Regions from separate parts of the Homo sapiens genome. Here region 1 is linked to region 2. The links are chromatin loops, found by intact Hi-C in ENCODE. Cell type or tissue: GM12878. All regions are shown on one strand.

Region 1 (2,500 bases), 85 kb after region 2:
ACTTCCCTCAGCAAAAAGAGAACAGTGCCGCAGCCACAGGCAAGGTGGGTTAGAAAACCTGTCTGCTGGCAGATTATTGTCTGTAACTTGCCTCCTTAGTTCTTCCAACACTCTCTCCTTCCCCCTCCTCCCCTCCCATGGTCCAACCCTGAGGGTTCCAGCAGCAGCTGGGAGGTCTCCGATGTTATCTCAGAGCTCCCAATCTGCTGACATTTGAAAATCTTCTGGCTATAACTTGCTCACTTAGCGGCTGCTGCTCTGCAGCCCTGAGCCCTCCTAAAGGAGACCCTACACAGAAGAGTACAATGTAAACAGCCGTCGCCAGAGTCCCCCCAGCCAGAGATAGCCCTTGGGTACATTTTGCAATATTTTGTTTTGTTTGCTCTCAGACCGGACTTGCCCCCCTTTTTAGCACAGCCCAATTCTACTACGTATACTCCCTCCTTGTTCTTTTTGTTTGGCATTATATCCTAAGCATTTCCCTGCATCATCCAAGCTCTGTGGGATGTCATTTTTAACACCCACACAGCGTCCTCTGGTGTGGTTGTATGACAAGTCACTTAACTATTCCACACCCAAAGCCTCCCCTTTTCCAAACTCTTCCCTGGGACCTCCTGAAGGTAACAGCAAGATCTGAGCAGCGCTGGATGGATCCTGCTCTCAGTCCCCTGTCTGGGAACAACGCTGAGCCTTAACAGGGATGTCAGCTTCCTAGGGCTGCTGTAACAAATCCCACAAACTGAGTGCCTTCAAACATTGTCTGGTAGTTCTGGAGGTCAAAGGTGCAGAACGAGTTTCACTGGGCTGAAACCAAGGTAGGGCTGTGCTCTCTCCTGAGGCTTTAGGGGAGAATCTGCTTCCTGAACTTTTCTAGCTTGGAGAGCTGCATTCCTTGGCCCTTCGTCCCCCTTGCTTCTCTTCCAAGCCAGTAGTGTAGCATCCTCAGATCTCCCTCTGCTTTCGTCTTCACGTTGCCTTTCCTTTTCTGCAGTCAGATGTCCCTCTGTCCCTCTTATAAGGACATTTGTGATGACATTTAGGGCCTATGTGGGCGATCCAGGATCATCTGTAGATCTAGAACTTAAACTTTTTTTTTTTTTTTTTTTTTTTTAGATGTGGTCTCACTCTGTCACCCAGGCTGGAGTGCAGTAGCACCATTTCGGTTCACTGCAACTTCTGCCTCCTGGGTTCAAGCGATTCTCCTGTCTCAGCCTCCCAAGTGGCTGGGATTACAGGTGTGCACCACCATCTCCAGCTAACTTTTTTGTATTTTTAGTAGAGACAGGGTTTTGCCATGTAGGCCAGGCTGGTCTCGAACTGTTGACCTCAGGTGATCTGCCTTGGCCTCCCAAAGCGTTGGGATTACAGGCGTAAGCCACCGCGTCCGGCCACATTATTCTTATTTGCAAAACAAATACTTATCTGGCATCAAACAGATACTTTGCATCCGGCAAAAACAGGTGGAGGTGACTGAAGGCGAATGTGGGAGGTCATGGTGGGTTAATGATCGCCAGCGCTGTCCGGTGAAATCAACCACCTGTGACAAAGGTGGTTTTTCACTTTTACTGAACAAGCATGCTATTCTACAGTAAACTCCTTAACAAATGTAGCTTTTCAAGGTCCTTAGGACTATTACCTTTCAATATTATTGGGAAGTTCTTTGCTCTTCTTAGCAGACTGCGAAACTCAACTTTGTGATGACAAGATACAGAATAAATGCATATTAACTGAAATTCTAGGCTCACACCTATGTGAGCTTTTCTCTCTCTAACAAGATGTCAGGGCCGGTTCAGGGAGTTCATCTCCAGCCACCTGTGCTAATCATCGCCCATCCTTTCCAAGTATCTAATGACACTCCCAACCAAGGTCTCTATAATTTCCAGCCAAAAATGAGTTACAACATATGGAACATCTAATTTTCTGTTTCCATTCTAGTTATTTTATTCTTATGAGCTTGTGGGCTCCATCTACCAACCTCTGGGCAAATGCTCATCTGACTTCCATAGACACACAGCAAGCAGACAACCACACAAAGAGGAAGAGGGAGAATATTTACCAGCCATGGAACATCTGCTCTGTGCTTATATCTCATATGCATTATCTCTAATTATCAAAAGAAGGTATTATTATTATTATTGTTCCGCATTCACAGATGACAAACTGAAGATCAGATTGGTTAAATACTTGTCCAACATTAACTTAGCATTTGGGCATCATAGTTGGAATTAAAACTTGGGTCTGCTCATCTCCAAAAACACCCTAAGCCTTACCACACTCATGGGACACAGCTGCAGCTGCAGGTTCTGAAAGGAAAACTAAAACTTCAGAACCCAGTTCACTATGCCAAAAAGGCAAAAAAAAAAAAAAAAAAAAAAAGCCAAAAGCTGAGTCATGCAAGAAGCTGACTTTCCTTTTGCTCCTAAGTAGATAGCTACAGATAAAAGGTTAAATAGCTCCACAGGTAGCTACTGTATGTTCACCTTATCTTACGTAAACTGCT
Region 2 (2,500 bases):
TTCACATCTTTCTGTCCTAAGGATTTAAGACCATGAATTTGCAAATGCTCTGCCTGAAGTGTGTACTGAAGCTCTGGAGACCTCACCCGGATTCCCAGGGCCATAATTATCATAATAATGTACAAACGAGAATCTTTCTGTAAATTTAAACCACTGCATTTTCACTTCTTGCTTTGAATTTGGTTTTCTTGCAGCTGCTCCCTCCAGGGGAGCCAGAAGGCTTATTGTCCCAAGGCAGGAGAGGCTGTGTGAGACCTGGTTTTGAAAGCTTTGAGAAGAGAAGAAGTGCTGGGATTCCTTTATCTCCTCCATTAGCATATCAAGGACAAAGCCTAGAGGCTCTTAGGGATCCCCATGGTCTGCTTGGGGAAGACCAGGCCACCATTGAGAGTGGAGTCAGGGAGGCTCTGGGAGAGCAGCCAGCCCCATGGGAACCTAGAGAGTCATGGGAGAGAAAGGAGGAGGTACTAGAGGTTGGAAGGCCAATGAGGCAGAAGCTTGTTTTCTGATTTTTCTTCCTGGGCCCAAGTCTGGAAGATAGGGTGTTGGATCCATGAGGATATTCATGGCAAGGAGGAGGCTGTTGCCTCTGGCCCTGGAGCCCACCTTCAGAAAGGTGCCAGGAGGGTCAGCTGAGGAACCTTAAGTTTTCGCTTTCTCCTGAGTGGTACAGAGGCTGAATGAACTGCCCAAGGGCCTGGCCTGGGCAAGGGAAGGTGGCACTCAGGCCAACGGGCTGGCTGGAGGTGACAGCAATGGCAATCCAAGAGGGATCCTGCACCTCTAACAAGCCCCAAGATCAGACTGAGAGTTACCCTGGCCCCCAGGGGCTCCAGGGGCAGAGGTGACTGTGGGGACCCATGCATGCCAGGGGCACATCCAGGTGTTACTGGTGGAAGGTGTCCAGGTTCTTGGCGTCTTGAACAAATAATTGGACAAAACGCACAAAGTGAGGAAAGCAAAAGCACAGATTTATTGAAAATGATAGTACACTCCACAGTGTGGGAGCAGGCCGGAGCATAGGGGCTCATGAGCCCTGGTTACAGAATTTTCTGGGGTTTCAATACTCTCTAGACGTTTTCCACTGGTTACTTGGTATATGTTCTATGTATATGAAGACAATGAAGATAAGTTACAAAGTCATTTACTCAGAATGTGCCCAGAATATGTAAATGGAGAGGATGTTATTTGGTGTGTGCGGTCTATGTAAATGCAGAGGACGAATATGAAGTTACAAAGTGTAAATGGAGCGGATGTCACTTGGCGTGTGTGGTCTATGTAAATGGAGAGGATGTCACTGTGTGTGCGGTTTATGTAAATGGAGAGGATGAATGTGAAGTTACAAAGTGTAAACGGTGTAAATGGAGAGGATGAAGTGAGGTTACAAAGCCATTTATATTCCATTTGATTTTGTTCTAGGAAGTCAGCATGGATCAGCCTTACGTTCATGGCCTCCAGGCCCTATTCTCCTGCCTCACAGGGACCGGCCAGGATCTCTATCCTTACAGCACGTTGGAATGTATATGCTCCTCTCCCCACATCGCCTTAGGGAGCAGGCAGGTGTCAGGGGCAGCACAAGGACGGCCAACAGGACAGGTGCATAAGTAAGACTGATACAATTTGAGGGCTCAGCTCTGAGAATACTCTAAACAGGATCCAAATAACATTGTTGCCTCCTAACCAGCAGGTGGGAGCTCAAGAGAAAGACTAGACTTGTTCCACATTAAATAAGTAATAGTATTTTTTCCCTTGAACATCTTGATCATAATATCAATTAAATGTGTGGCCCTGATTCAATAGCTACCATTTATTGAGCATCTATTTTGTGCCAGACTTGCTGCTGGTATTTGATAGTGCAGTGCCTGACAAGTAGACACACTGGCTTAAATGTCATTGTTACTGGTATTATTGTTACAATGATGTTTTAATCCTCCCAATGTAATTAAGCCTTTATTATAAAGATCATAAGATGTTCACTTTACTTATTTCCTTGTCCTTTTCTTCCTCCGTGCATGCTTGCTTGCACGAGGGAAGTCACTAGTAATTGATTAACTTCCTACCCTAACCCCCAGGGCTGCCTGCAAGATTGATGAACTGTTTTTCTTTCAAAGAACAATGATCCTTAGGTCATGCAGACCTCCTTGATAGCATCTAGGAGTTTGTTTGGGCCGAGGAACTCAAACAGTTTTGAGTATTGGGGGAATCCATCTCCTGCATACCTGCTTTGCTCATAAAAGCCCCCAGTTATGTTAAAAGGCAGATTGGATTTGAGAGGCTGCTTCTCCTGCCTTCTTGCTTTAGCCGAGTCAAATAAACCTTCCTCTGCTTCTAAGTGCTGATGTGTCGGTGTTAGGTTTGCTGTATATCAGGTACATGAACCCAAAATTTGGGGTTTGATAACACTAACAGCTCTGCACAGTAAATATTGTCATCCAGTCTTACTAATGGGGAAAACATGTGCACAGGACTTGCCCAAGGTCACACATTTAATCAGTGGCAA

What was found. A loop is a pair of places that touch in the nucleus more often than their neighbours do. Peaks named below come from ENCODE experiments on the same cell type or tissue, not always from the same donor. Only the 100,000 strongest peaks of a DNase experiment are listed, where the experiment ranks them.
Region 1: it touches region 2 in a loop (5-fold over the local background); 3 of 110 quality-filtered maps call a loop at or near these places.

Annotation. Positions count from the first base shown.
Region 1 is chr14:95,660,545-95,663,044 of GRCh38, forward strand. TCL6 (T cell leukemia/lymphoma 6) reads left to right here. Exons shown (of 8, transcript NR_028288.2): 4 at 1,936-2,120. Among named protein-coding and RNA genes, the nearest start is that of TCL6, 9.7 kb to the left of the region's middle. In GM12878, no CTCF peak of the experiment used is centred here; DNase peaks (open chromatin) are centred at 1,507 and 2,347; H3K4me3 peaks cover 501 bases; H3K27ac peaks cover 1,855 bases.
Region 2 is chr14:95,576,010-95,578,509 of GRCh38, forward strand. The region is part of intron 1 of LINC02318 (long intergenic non-protein coding RNA 2318); the gene reads left to right. Among named protein-coding and RNA genes, the nearest start is that of LINC02318, 3.7 kb to the left of the region's middle. RefSeq lists enhancers at 1-732, 733-1,654. In GM12878, no CTCF peak of the experiment used is centred here; a DNase peak (open chromatin) is centred at 1,242; H3K4me3 peaks cover 352 bases; H3K27ac peaks cover 869 bases.